Regions from separate parts of the Homo sapiens genome. Here regions 2 and 3 are each linked to region 1. The links are chromatin loops, found by intact Hi-C in ENCODE. Cell type or tissue: PC-9. All regions are shown on one strand. Region 1 has its middle 75 kb from the start of MIR5702. Region 2 has its middle 2.9 kb from the start of MIR5702. Region 3 has its middle 250 kb from the start of MIR5702.

Region 1 (5,000 bases):
CTCCAGGAAGAACACAAGGAAAGGGTAGAGAGGGACACCTTAGTGGGACAGGATGAGTACATCGACAAGTAATTTCCATTTTCAGCATTCCAGGATAATCATAGCAAATCTTATGTTCAAATTTCTAACAACATAAATAATTAGAAGAGATAATAATATCCTTTGTTAACACAATTTCATTATTCTTTTAGTTATTTTGATTTCCATGTGCAGCCCGTAAACCTGCAGGGGATCTTTTTAAAACCAAGCTATTAATTACTCCTTCCAAATGAGGGAAGGAATGAAAGCACAAATTCAGAAACAAAGAGCACCATTCCGATGAGATGATCTGTCCAAACACACCACAGGCCACTATTTTGACTATGCCCACATTAACACCCCACATTTACTTGCTGAATGGTGGAGTAGCTTGATCTTTAGGTGACCTAATAAAGAACTGGGTCTCTGTTGCTCATTGCAAAGTTAATCTCTCTGAATTTCAGTTTCTTCAAATGGAAATCATGAGGACTACGTGAGGCTGAAACACACACACATGCTAACATATGCAGTATCCCGTGCATATTCGGCACTCAGTAAATGTTAATCTCTCAGTCCTTTGCTTTCCTTAGTCTCTTCCTTCCTTGTTTCCATCCCTAATTATAGCAGAACCTGGCCACTTCCCTCTGCACTCACCATAAACACTAACAGCTTTGTATTGCATGCATTTGTAACCCTATCTGTGGTGTTTTTTTGTTTTGTTTTGTTTTTTGTTTTTTTCGTTTTTTGCACTCTGCAGACACAGGCTAGGTCAGAGGGGCCAGGGTTGACACTCTGAGAACAACCCTTAGTCAATACAAGCAAGAATTGGAGGATAAACACTTTCAGTTACCTGACTGCTCAAAGGGCTCATGTCCAAGGCATATTTTATATCGTCTCCAAGATGTCCCCAGCAGAAATGAGCCCCAAATGCCCATATCAACTTAATCATTAACATCCTGTATTGTTTTTTCCCTTCTCTGCCTCAAGTCCCCATTCTTCTCTTGGTTCTTCCTGGCATCACCTCCCAAATACACTACTCCTCACCAAATCCTGACCGGAGTCAGCTTTTGGTGAGACTCAACTCAAGACACTGAGCAACCCAACCAAGTGGTCCCTCCTGCTCCTGAATGGATAAGATATGCCCAAGATTTCACTTGAGATTGGACTGAGTAGAGCTCATTCCCTGGCCCCGGTATTTCAATAGCCCTTTGAAATGCAGCTTCAGCTCTCACTACTCTTCATAAACTCTTTTCTCAGACGTTTCCAACACTCTCGTAATTGCAAATTCACAGTCCTTTGATCCTTGTCATCCCTGCAGAACTCAACACTGATGTCAACCTTTACTTGAAACTCTTCTCCCTTGTTTGTTCTGAAATTCATTCCCTAGTTTTTCTCTGCCTTTTGTCTTCTCTGGATTTCCTTTAAATGCCTGTTCTTTACATGTAGGCTTTCACAAGACTCTCTAACTAGAATTTGCTTCTGACTTTGTATTCTCCTCCTTGACATTCTCATCCACTTTGATATCTCAAAATATCTTCTTTCTGCTTTTGGCACCTAAACCCACATCTTTAACTCTATCTTCTGTCCTTTTGATCAAACTTCTTCTCAGCTATGGAATGATTTAATGCTGGTTGAGTTACTAGTGCCAGTGAATGAACACTGCTCAGACCAATATCAAGTGAAATCTTGCATGTATCTTATCCACTCAAGAGCAAGATAGAGCTATTGATTGGGTTACTCAGTGTTTTGGGTTGAGTTTCACCAAGAGCCAACTGGAGCAAGAATTTGAGGAGAAGTGTGTTATTTGGCAAAGTCCTGGTAAGCATATCTACATAAAAATTCTCCCATCACCTCAAACCCAAGTGTTCCAAACTGAAGTCTTTATCCGCCTCCCCCCGACAAGCCTGTCCCTTGTCCTGTGATTCTTGCCTCAGTTAAATTGCCTCTACCTCCCAGTGATGCTTCATGTTGAAGTCCTCTCTTTCATTCACGTCCTTTTCCCAAGGAGTTTCTCTCATATATGTTGCCTCCTTTCAGGTGTCTTTAGTTCAGAGTTTCATGATCTCTCATCAAGAATAACGCAGTTGCTTACTAACAGCATTGACTTAGCAACTCACCATTCACCATCCATTGCATGTATATAATCACATAGCAAAATTCCCATGTGCTGGGTATTATCATTAGCCCCATTTTAGAAGTGGAGATATTGAACCTCAAAGAGGTTAAGAAGCTTCTTCAACATCACCCCAGCCAGTACTCAGTGTACTGACTAGAAAATCAGCTAGAAAAATCTTGAAGAATTTCCACTATGCTAGATGACTCATTGGAGTGGATTGTAAAGTCCTTCCTGCATTTTATGCATCAGAGGAGAATACACTTTCTACTGCTACAGTAAACATAGTCTTTGAGAGGGTAGAATATTAGCTGGAGCGTGGACTCTGGGCATGGACTCTGGATTCACTCTGGCCTGGGTTTAGATCTCAGTCTTGCCATTTACAAGCTCCATGGGCAAATTAGTAACTTTTCTAAGCCTTCATTTTTCCCATTAATAAAATGGAACTAGTCAAATCTACTTCAGATAACTGTAGTGAGAATTAAATGAAATACTGGAAGAAAAGCATCTAGTATATGCCTGGCATGTTACAGGTGCTCTGTAAATAGTAATGATCATAATAATAATTCTATAAAGTTTTTTTAAACCAAGGAAGAAAACAGAAGGGAGTATAAGGGATGACGTAACGATGTAAAAAAGTAGTTTCTTTTTGAACAAAATTTTAGAACAAATAAAACAGGCAAAATCTCAAATCTGAACACTCACTTAGCAATGCCAAACTAAGGAGTCATTTTCATAAAGGTAGAATGTACTAAAGCAATACTTTATTTGGCCACACCATCTATTTACAAATCTTCACCACTGTCTCTGAAAATGAAGAAATATAGCCCTCATTTGGTTTGGATTCTACCTGTCTTCGCAATTTTCGCAAAGGTTCTCCATCCTTCCCCTTACAAAAAGCTATTTCAGGTCAATCCAAAAAAGTAGTGACAGATCAGGACAGTGACAGATCACTAATGCCTTGAGGCTGGTCTCAGCGCTTACAGGCATGAGTGGGAAAGGCATTAGACTTCATGGTTCTGTCATAGAGGAGCCACGCTCACATGACAATCTTTGGTGGAGTCTATGGTCATATCTTTGTGTCAACCAAATCCACATTCCAGAGCCCATCAGTGATCAATCCACTGTCTGGGTAGTGTGTTGGTATAAGAATAGGCATTCAAACTGGAAAAATGTTGACACAGTAATTTTCTCTATGTGGTTTAAAGAAAAAGTGAGCAGAGATATTATAAAGATGTGAGATTCCAGTGAGACAGAAAAGTATGGCTAGAACCTCAGTGAGAAGAGGTGCTGATCTCAGGAGACAATGACTGAGGCCAGCGTTCTGCTCAGCCAGGGTGGGAACAGTGAGTAGGTTTTACTGAAAATGACTGACTTGAACATTTTCTCATGGTGGAAAAGGGATTCTGGGTTATACAAAGGTTTGGAGTGTAAATCCATTACACATCTGCAATGCTCCCCACCTCAAAAAAAAAAAAAAATATCTAAAGTTAAGTAAGAAGTTTGATCTAAAATGGGCTGGCTATGTTTTGGCAAGTCCAGGAAAATGAGAATGCTTCCATTGGAACTATTTCATTCTCCATTGCAAAACCTAGGCCTCTTTCTTTAGAAGTCCAGTGAACTATCCCTACAAGTTCAAACAGTGTCTGCCCCGGGGTGAAAGGTAGGGAGGACCATGACATAGTAAAATCTAGAGACAGGGAGAAGCCTAGAAATGTGGTGGCACTAACAAAGCACTTTCATCTTCAAAGCTCTTTATAAGTGTTAATTAATTCATCCTTCCCACACCCATATAAGGCAGCAAGAAGAGATCAAAGAGCTCTGCACAGAATTTGGCAGGATCAGCACAGGGAAGCATGTAGCCCACACATTGAAAATAAGGGAGTAAGTAAGCACTTAGTAAGAGCTCTTCTCCCAAGCCCCACCTCCTCACCACCACCTCCAACCCAAAAAAAAGTCACATTGAGGAGATATTCTGGAAGAGAGAGATAATGTAGTATTAGGAAAGACACATTTAGTGACCCCATGTCCCCTTCTAAAAATATAATTAGAGAAGAAGATAAATAAGCTTTAATCCAAATAATCCTCGTTGTTCCTGAGTTCATTAAAACCAAATCTGTTAGAAAAAAAAAAATCCACTACACCAGAAATCACTAGATGATCAAGGAGAAAACAGTTCTGCAGAAGAACAGAATCCAGACCATGGGGGCCAAACATACATAGGTTAATAAATCTGGTTATTTCATCATTCTGCTTTTATTTGTTTATTTGCTTACAAATGTGTGAAAATAGATCTGATTATTTCCAGTAGATTTAGAAACTGATCTAGAAAACATAATTCTTTTGTTTCAGTGGAACTTAACAGAACATTCAAATCTTTTTTAAGAACTCTTTTAAAATATTCTAAAATTTCGAAGTAAGATACCAAGTATTTTTTTTCAACTGTTAGTTTAAGTTCAGGGGTACATGTGCCAGATGTGCAGTTTCGTTACATGGGTAGACATGTGCCACGTTGGTTTGCTGCGCAGATCATCCCATCTCCTAGATGTTAAGCCCAGCATCCAATAGCTATTCTTCCTGATGCTCTCCCTCCCACAACACTCACCTCCAACAGACCTCAGTGTGTGTTCTTCCCCCCATGTGTCCATGTGTTCTCGTCATTCAGCTCCCACTTATAAGTGAGAACATGAGGTGTTTGGTTTTCTGTTCCTGCATTAGTTTGCTGAGGATAGTGGCTTCCAACTCTATACATGTCCCTACAAAGGACGTGACCTCATTTCTTTTTATGGCTACATAGTAATTTCCATGGTTTATATGTACCACATTTTCTTTATCCAGTCTATCACTGATGGGCATTTAGGTTGATTCC
Region 2 (5,000 bases), 78 kb after region 1:
GGTTGCAAGTACATAGTCTGTACTTATCTGTGCACCATTTGAGGACCACCAGATAATTAAGTCACACTCACATTGAGATATTTCTCCTCTGTCTCCATCCTCAGTTCCCCTACATCAGCCTGGGTGTAAAAATATCACCACAAAATAGCAGTGGCCCTATCTCCTTGACTGTCACCTCCTCTCATATATCTCTAGCCCCACTGAAAATCCTATCTACTCATTAGTAAGAGTGTTCCCAGGGGTGACCTCAGGTGCACCAGAAACCATCCAATTCCCTCTGTCCTGTCCTTACTGCAGCTATTTCCTACCGTCTTTCCATGAGGCCTCTCTGAACTGTGAGGCTTTGGACAGGGCCTCATTGCCAGCCCTGCTCTGGGCCCCACAACAAGAAAATTGCGCTCCCGGCCAAAGTGTGTGTTCTCTGTGGGGGTCCTGAGGCTATACGGTGGCTTCAGCCACTTCCACTGCCAGCTCCACCTACCAGGCACCGCCCGACACAATGGTCACAGGAATCCCTGGATTCAGTGCCAAAGTGAGAAGAATAGTGACTGTAGTAGTCTAGTAGTCAGGATTCTCCAGAGAAACAGAGAAAATAGGAAAGAGAGAGAGATGAGAAATGTGTGAGTGTGTGTGCATGTATAGTGTGTGTGTGTATATATATTCAGAGAAACAGAACCAATAGAGTGTGTGTGTCTGTGTTTGTGTGTGTCTGTGTGTGTATTATATATGTGTGTGTATGTATATATATATATATATATATATATTCAGAGAAACAGAATCAATAGCGAGAGAGAAATAGAAAGAGAGTGTATGTCTGTGTTTGTGTGTGTCTGTGTGTGTATTTTATACATATATATATATTCAGAGAAACAGAACCAATAGCGAGAGAGAGACAGAAAGGGAAAGTGTGTGTGTGTGTGTGTGTGTGTGTGTGTGTATAAAGAAAGTGGGGTCTGGTGTGCAATTTTAGGGAATTTGGGTAAGTCCCCAATCTGCAGAGTAGGCCGGCAGGCTGGAGACCCAGGGAAGAGATGACACTGCAGAGTTCGGAGGCAGTCTATTGGCAGAATTCTGTCTTCTGTGGGGAGGTCAGTCTTTGTTTTTTTTAAGGCCTTCTACTGGGTAAATGAGACCCATCCATATTATGGAGGGCAATTTGCTTTACTCAGCACTTACTCATTTAAACGTTAATCTCATTTAAAAAATATTTTCGAGGAAACATCCAAATGTTTAACCAAATTTCTGGGTACTGTGTCCCAGACAAGCAGATACATAAAATTACCCATCGCCTTTTTTGTTTGACATTTTAGTAACTCTCCTTTGGGGTCCCACCTCCCTTTTGGTGGGCTTACAGCCCAAACCAGTCATTCTCAACTCCAAAGGACATTTGTGGCAGTCACAGCTGGGGGAAAACTACTTGCATCTAGTGGGTAGAGGCCAGGAATGCTGCAAAATGTCGTCTAATACACAGCCTGGTTCCCAACAACAGAATTTTCCAGTCCCAAATGCCAATAGTAGCATTGCAGCTGAGAAACCCTGCTCCAAATGACCAGTTCACTTCCTGTCTCTAACCCTGTTCATTATTGCTTCATCCTCTCTGGCCTCCTTTCAGGTCACAGAGCATGCCAATTCCTTCCCTCCTTGGGGCCTCTGCAATCATCATTCTCACTGCTTGAAACACTCTGCTCCTTGCAGGGTTGGCTCTTTGTCATCTCTCAAGTTTCACCAAGAAATCCCACCCCCACATGCCCCTAATCCCTGTCAGTTTCATTAACCTGATTATGTCTTCATCACCAGCTGACATTTGCTTGCTTTACCTTGTACATCTGGATCTTGTTCCCCTCAAATATAAGCAGGATGAGTACCTATCACTAGGCTCCAAGGACAAGTGCCAGCCCTGGAACATAGTAGGTGCTCAACAAATAATTAGGGAAGGAAAGGAATTAAGGGAGGAAAGAATGCCTTAGACTTTTTTTTTTTTTTTTTGAGACAGCGTCTCTCTCTGTCACCAGGCTGGAGTGCAGTGGCACGATCTCGGATCACTGCAACCTCCGCCTCCCCGGTTCAGGCGATTCTCCTGCCTCAGCCTCCCGAGTAGCTGGGACTACAGGTGCATGCCACCACGCCCGGCTAATTTTTGTATTTTTAGTAGAGACGGGGTTTCACCATGTTGGCCAGATGGTCTCGATATCTTGACCTCGTGATCCACCTGCCTCAGCCTCCCAAAGTGCTGGGATTACAGGCGTGAGCCACCACGCTCGGCCAGACATTTTTAATGAATGTCACTCTCCCCATGTGTTTCGTTTCCAAACACACACACACACACACACACACACACACACACACACCCCACCAGCTCAAATACGTGTTTATAGGATCCGTTTCCAAAAAGTCACCAAGAGAGTAGTTCCTGTACACTAACCCTGCCCCCAGAATGCTGAGTTGTTTTCTATTGAACTTAGAACACGAACCCAGCCTTTTTCTCAACGACATCCTTCTCCCAAGACACAATGTGGCCCCTCATGCCAACGTGTGTGAACTCTACTCCCCACCCCTTAATCTTCCTAACATGCAGAGATCCCTTAGATTTAAAGTGCAACCCCTGCTATGAATCAATAACTTTAGAAGGACTTACCACAGAAAGAGATTAGCATGAGAAAGCTAAGCAGATATCATCGCAACAGTTCACTTTAAAAATACCACCACTCCTTCTATCTGTGACTACAGATGCCTCCTCACAGAAGTGGGGCAGAGATCATCTAGCCAGAACCAACTAGCAGGTCATCTGCGCCTCCCCCGTCCACGCCAATTCCATTCCCCGCTCTCTCCTCATGTGCTAAGTTCTCCCACGTTCTTACGGTGTCAGCGAAGAATTTATACATGCCTCTAAAGTGACTCACTGCATGAGTATTACTGTTTATTTTTAGCACCTTGTTGTTTTGCCTATAAATCCCTCTAAATGTCATTTCTCACTGCCTGGCCCCTTTCAGGACAATATGGCATGCTCCTCGAAATGTCCTCTCACTGGGTCCCTCTGTTCTCAGTTCTGCCCACAAGGCCACTGCACATGGCTGCCCACGATGGAACTGACCTGCCTCTGCCATCTCTAAATCTGGAATAAATCCCCTTCCTGAGTAAATATCCATCCATCAAGTGTGCAGGATAACTATTTCCTCCAGAACACCCACTGTTCAGGAAGACAGATGGAGATCTCTGAGATGGGGCCACCACGGAAACCATCCACAAGGGAAACAGCTCTGACCCTGGACTCCCTTGCTGCCTCCATTCAAAGCACCCTGTCTGAGAATTAAGTTGTGATGAGAGATCATCTGCCTTGCAGGTGCAGAGGCAGCAGAAGAGCCACCTGTGTTTTTCCTCTGCCTGGCACGTGGGTGATTGCAATACTCTGGATGTGCACCTTCCACAGCCGTCGCTTGGATTCACTGGCCTAGTAGAAGACAGTGCCGAGAATGGGTGGCAAAGACCCATGTTTCCCATGACACTTGTGAAAATGAGGGGCAGAAAGATCCTCTGAAGTACCACTCAGTCTACCCAGAAAAGAGTAGAATCTGTCCAGTTTAATTTTTGATCATTTTATGACTAAATAATCTCAAAGTTTAAAAAGGCATGAAAGACCATCTAAACCAATTCTTTTATGGTACCAAGGAGGCAAGGCCCATATTGGGTGAGTACCAGGCCCAGGGCTGCACACATAGGTTATGGCACAGCTGAGTCTGGACTCCAATGCTGTCTTAGCTGATTTTCTGTTGCTATAACCAAATGACTGAGACTGGGTAATTTATAAAGAGAAAACACTTGTTTCTTATAGTTCTGGAGGCTGAGAAATCCAAGGTTGAGGGGCTGCATCTGGCGAGGGCTTTCTTGCTGGAGGGGACTCTGCAGGGAACCCAGGTGGTGCAGGGCATTACATAGCAAGGACTTCATGACAGACAACCAAACTGGCTTTTTTAACAGACCCACTGTTGTGATAACTAACCCACTCCCTCAATTGCCTATTAATCCATTAATCCAATAATGACTCCATCACCCCTCAGATGTCCCACCTCTCAACACTGCCGCATTGTGGATCACATAAACTTTTGCAGGACACATTCAAATCATAGCAGATGCCTTGCCTTCTAGGGTTGATCCTGTAACAACTGCCATGTCATCTTTTCTTTTTCCTCCTGTCCCTTCTTTCTTCATCTTATAAACCATCTATTCCCATTCCACATGTTTCTGCTGGGGGTTAAAAGTCCCTACCTTCCCCCAACTTCCTGGAAACTCTGATTAGTCCAGAGAGTAGTCAAGTGACCCAAATTGAAGTAATGAGATATTTTTTTGAAAATGGATACTGATATATGGATCATGAGAAGTGTATTAGCCAGGGCAAGCTAACTGCTGTAACAAACAACACCAAAATTGTAGTGGCTTAACACTGTAGAGGTCGGTTTTTGTTGGCTTGTTTACTCACTTAATGGCCCAATGTGGGTATATGCTGGTGGCCTTCCACCAAGTCTCCCTGTATCCCCTAAACCATGGAGTCCTCATTGAATCCCCTGCAGCTTCCTGGCAGCTGGGGGAAAGAGACCTGAGGTGAAGACTCCTGGGAGGGAGTGACACGCATCTCTTCTGCCCACCTCTCATTAATCAGAAACCATTGTATGCGCCCACCTAATTGCAAGGAAGGCCAGGAAAAATAGTCTAATTGTGTGCCCAGGAGCAAAAGGAAAGAGTAGGACAAATGACCCAGAGGGAGTTGCCAGGATCCATATTTCCTGCCATGTGGAAAAAGAGCCGCTGGTAGATGAAAACAAAACATAGCAAAGCAAAGATTAAAAATAAATAAATAAATAAATAAATAAATAAAAGATGTGAGAAACGTTATCTGATCCCCTGGATAGGCCATATCTGATGTTGGACCAATTCCTGCACCTATCTCTCAAAGAAAGCATTCTTATGTTTATCAAAACATATTCAGCAGGATAATAATTCAACTG
Region 3 (5,000 bases), 170 kb before region 1:
TGCACACACATGAAGAGCTTACTCATTTTTTTTTAATAAGGGCTTAAGGCAACTCATCCTGAGGGCTGCCTCTTGTTTTAACAAGAACCAAATGAAAACACCTAACTGAGTTATTTCATTTATAAAGTCCTGCTTCCTGCTTCTACACTGGGTTCTTACAATTTTCCCCAGCCATGTGGTGAAGTCCCAGCCCCACCTTTACCTTCTCCCTCATATTTCAGCTGCCATTTTGGGTCTTGGCTATTGTCTGTGCATGCTTTTTCTTAGTTAGTCTGTTCTCACACTGTTCTAAAGAAATACCTGAGACTGGGTAATTTATAAAGAAAAGAGGTTTAATTGGCTCACAGTTCCACAGGCTGTACAGGAAGCATGGCTGGGGAGGCCTCAGGAAACTTACAATCATGATGGAAGGCAAAGAGAAGGAGGCAGGTCTTCATATGGCCAGAGCAGGAGAAAGAGAGAGGGAGCGGGGAGGTGCCACACACTTTCAAACAACCAAATCTCATGAGCATTCACTATCACAAGAGCAGCACCAAGGGGGAAATCCAACCTCATGATCCAATCACCTCCCACCAGGCCCCACCTCCAATACTGAAGATTACAATTTCACATGAGAGTTGGGCAGAGACAGGACCCCAGCCATATCACTGCCTAAGTACCCAGCTCTCAGGCCTTCTGATTTCTGCCTGAATTGACCCCTGTTAACTATGAATGGTTTTTTTTTTTGATTGATTGAATTGTAATAACCAATTTCTTCCCTATTTAATTTAATCACAGTTCATTAATATGTTATAGTGCTTTTAAGAAGATCTTTTTTTTAAGTTATATTTTAAGTTCTGGGGTACACGTGCAGAAGGTGCAGGTTTGTTGCATAGGTATACACATGCCATGGTGGTTTGCTGCACTCATCAAGCCATCATCTACATTAGGTATTTCTAATGCTATCCCTCCCCTAGTCCCCCACCCCCCAACAGGCCCCGATGTGTGATGTTCCCCTCCCTGTGTCCATGTGTTCTCATTGTTCAACTCCCACTTATAAGTGAGAACATGTGGTGTTTGGTTTTGAATTACATGACCCATTAGTAATCACTGGTCCAGACTTTTTCCTGTCTTTCTAAACTATTCATTTGGAATACCAACTACCTTTCAGCACTTCTTATCTCAGTTGTTGATTCCAAGTAAAATGCCAGGGTACACATACATATCTTTTTTCCCATGGGCCCAGATTATCAGATTATCATGTTACTTCTTTCCGTTTTTTTTTCTTTTTTTTTTTTTTTTGAGTACTATTGTTGACTTTAAGTGGTGTCTTTTCTCTCACATACTTAAGTTTGGCTTTAAATAATTCCCAGAGCCAAGTCCCTCCGCTAAACTATGAAAATACTGCTAGGAGGGTTTATTAGTTAAAGTTCTCCAAAGAAATGGAACCAATATGTTATTTTATATATACTTCCCACATTGGTTCTGTTTCTCTGGTGTGTGTGCGTGTGTGTGTGTGTGTGTGTGTGTATACACACACACACACACACACACACACACACATACATATGGAGAGAGAGAGAGATTGTAAGGATTTGGCTCACACGACCATAGAGACTGAGAAGTCCCCGAATTTGCTGTGTGCAAGCAAAAGGCCCAGAAAAGCCAGTGGCGTAACTCCAGTTTGAGTGCAAAAGCTTGAGAGCCAGGGCACCAAAGGTGAAGATCCAAGTTCAAGGGTAGGACACCCATACCTGCACTCACAGACAGCCAGGAAGGGGGTGCGTCTTCCCTTCCTCCTCTTTTTGTTCTATTTAGGCCCTTAATGAATTGGATACTATCCTCTCACCCTAAGGAGTGCGATCTACCTTACTAAATTTACCAATTCAACTTGTCAAGGCTAATCTCATCTGGAACACCCCACAGACACACCCAGAAATAACACTTAACCTGGGTACCCTGTGGCCTAGTCAGGTTGACACACAAAATTAACCATCACAGGAATCAATTTCTGTGACTAGCCCCTTTCAAAACTTTTGTTACATACTTCCTGAAAAAGCTTTCAGCATCTCTTAGACAGTTTACGACATCATCTGAAACACAGAAATGACGCTTAAAAAGCAGCCATTTACTACAGGACCCTAGGTTCACCTGCCTCATGAATAATTCTACACTCCTGTTACTTATTTTCTAGGAAAAGATAAAAGGTGGTATTCATCCTTCCCTTTTTCCTCACACTGTAATATTACTTGTCAATTAACTTAATGCTCTGCTTACCCTTGAGGTAGCCTCAGGGTACTAGCAGATGTGTTTTGTTTAAAGGGTACGCTAAAACTACAAAAAAAAAACAGAAGTCATCTTAGCCTCTTCATTGCTTCTCTTAGTTAATGGCAGCACCATGCTCCCAGACACAGAAGACTAGAAACTGATAAACATCTTCAGTGTCTCCACATCTTTCACTTCAACATTAAATCAGAATTCTCAATGCCTTTGAAATCAAAGACACTGTTCAGTCCCACAGACACTGACCTCGCTCAAATTCCTTCTACCTCTAATGTTTAACTTCCTTAACCCAACTTCCAGGTAGGCCTCTGGAAAGACAAACAGCTACTTTCCCCATGTCTTCTTCCTCTTCTAAGAGGAGGGACACACATTTAATGAGTCAGACTCCAAGCATGTGCCTGGCCTACACATGCAGGGTTATTGTGGATTAATCATCACATCCACAGGTGTGGCTCTTTTCTTCTTTCTTTCTTTCTCCTTTTATGGCCAAGGAATAGCGAAGTGGCCCAAGCCTTTCTGCACAAGGAAGAGATCGAGTCATCTAGTTGTCTTGCTCTTTCATGTATATTTAAGCCATTAGACTCAAAAGTTATTGTCGTTGAGGCAAGTTGGATCACAGCATCCAAGTTACAGTCTAGGCTTAGGAACAGCAAGAAGGTTTCTTGGGCTTCTTGTCTACATGCCATGTTGCAAGCCCATCTTAACAGAGTTATTGGCATTGTGGAGTTGTTGACAAAAAGTCCAACCAAAAAAAAATATTATTTTGCTTTTCTTTGCATTTGACCCCAAGCATGAACATTTCCCTCAGCAACCTTACGAGATGAGTGGTTTTGATCTTGTGAAGATTAGTATACCAGACTACCAGTCCTAATGGTCCTCAAAATCATAAAAGACATGATCCTATTGTTCATATCCAATCACGCCAGATTCTTTTGTGAACCATCTGATGTCCTGCTTGCCTCCATTGGGTACTGCATGGCACTTAAGCCTATAGGATGTCATTTAAGACCATCCAATATCCAGGTTGAAATCTATCTTTACAATTTTTTTATACACTGACCCTGAACCCATGAATCCACCACCATGAACTTCTTAAATGGATCCTTCTTAGGCCTCCATGCGTATCTTATGTTGTTTCTCCTTCCAGGAAGCTTTCCCTAAATCTTGATTTTTCACTCACCATATTCAATTCTTCCATATTTATTCACTGAGTATCTTGTGTGTAGCAGCCACTGAGCCAGGTTTCATGGAGGTTTAAGGCATATAAGATATTCAGGCCGGGCGCGGTGGCTCAAGCCTGTAATCCCAGCACTTTGGGAGGCCAAGGAGAACAAATCATGATGTCAGGAGATCGAGACCATCCTGGCTAACACAATGAAACCCCGTCTCTACTAAAAATACAAAAAATTAGTCAGGTGTGGTGGCAAGTGCCTGTAGTCCCAGCTACCTGGGAGGCTGAGGCAGGAGAATGGCGTGAACCCGGGAGGCAGAGGTTACAGTGAGCCGAGATCGCCCACTGCACTCCAGTCTGGGTGACAGAGTGAGACTCCAACTCAAAAAAAAAAAAAAGATATTCAAAGTCCCACAAAATGTGTATATTTCCCAATTTTATTACTGAATGATAGGCCTCTTGGGGAAAGATACTAGTTTTATTCATTCCTGTATTCTTCCATTACCTTGAAAAGAGGCATATATACAGATGATTTTTATATAATTAGTTAAATACCATATTGTCACATGGGAAAGTCAGGCTTGGAGTCTAGAGTTGATAGCAAATTTGTAATATTAAGTAACATTTTTACTCTACTTATTTTGTCCCAAACACAGTCTGTTCCAAACAAATTGCATGCATTTCCCTCTCAACATCCCTATATGGCAGGTAATATTATTATTTCCATCTATACAGATGAGGAAACTGAAACAGATAGAGGTTAAACAACTTGCCCAAGGTGACACAATGGGCACGTGGAAAGCCAGACCATCCATGTTTATAGTGGAGGGATGGACAGTAGCTTTCTGTTTCACAGGATGGTTTCTGGAAGGCTCTAGTCTGACTATTTCTCTTGCCATTTCTTAGAAGAGTAGAGATCCAGGGACATACCAGACCAACCAGTCACAATGTTAGAAAGAAAAGTACCCCTGAAAAAGATGATGAGAGAATCAAAATTGCTGACTACAGTACAAAAAGCCCTTAAATTGAGATTCCAAAGACTTCAGGTTTTGTCCTGGCTTTGCCACTTATGAAGTGGGTAATTTTGGATAAGTCACCCCATGATCCTCATTTTTCTCATCTGGAAATGGGATAATAATGATGGCTTTGTATGATCATGGAGAAGATCAAATAAGAAGCTAAACAGGAAAACATTTGACATTAACAGATCATTGCAGGAATTAAAGAAACCACTGTTGCTTCACAGTCTTATGGCAGGACTCACTCTGGCTGGTAGGGTTAATAGACAGGGATTTTGTTGAGAGGTCCTAGTGAGGAAGCTATAAATGACAGAAGTTTAGTGCAAGGAGGCCTCGAGTTGCTTCTGTAGTCTGTGGGGATTCAGCTTTTGCTACATTGAGATAGTGAAGGAGAGGGTGAACACAGTCTATTTAACTTCCGAAGTTTTGAGTCAAAAGTCTTTTTCTCTTCATTTTAAGTACCGATCGAGAACTTCTTCTGGTAAATAAAGTGATTTTCACCTAAGTTTAAAATCCAAGTTGATATTTTGTTCTTTTTTTAACTTGAA

The links. Peaks named below come from ENCODE experiments on the same cell type or tissue, not always from the same donor. Only the 100,000 strongest peaks of a DNase experiment are listed, where the experiment ranks them.
Region 2: it touches region 1 in a loop (5-fold over the local background); 5 of 110 quality-filtered maps call a loop at or near these places.
Region 3: it touches region 1 in a loop (5-fold over the local background); 2 of 110 quality-filtered maps call a loop at or near these places.

The regions. Positions count from the first base shown.
Region 1 is chr2:226,581,506-226,586,505 of GRCh38, forward strand. No RefSeq gene overlaps it. Among named protein-coding and RNA genes, the nearest start is that of MIR5702, 75 kb to the right of the region's middle. In PC-9, no CTCF peak of the experiment used is centred here; a DNase peak (open chromatin) is centred at 2,336; H3K27ac peaks cover 494 bases.
Region 2 is chr2:226,659,164-226,664,163 of GRCh38, forward strand. No RefSeq gene overlaps it. Among named protein-coding and RNA genes, the nearest start is that of MIR5702, 2.9 kb to the left of the region's middle. In PC-9, no CTCF peak of the experiment used is centred here; DNase peaks (open chromatin) are centred at 1,598 and 2,818; H3K4me3 peaks cover 249 bases; H3K27ac peaks cover 2,618 bases.
Region 3 is chr2:226,409,293-226,414,292 of GRCh38, forward strand. No RefSeq gene overlaps it. Among named protein-coding and RNA genes, the nearest start is that of MIR5702, 250 kb to the right of the region's middle. In PC-9, no CTCF peak of the experiment used is centred here; a DNase peak (open chromatin) is centred at 2,649; H3K27ac peaks cover 1,909 bases.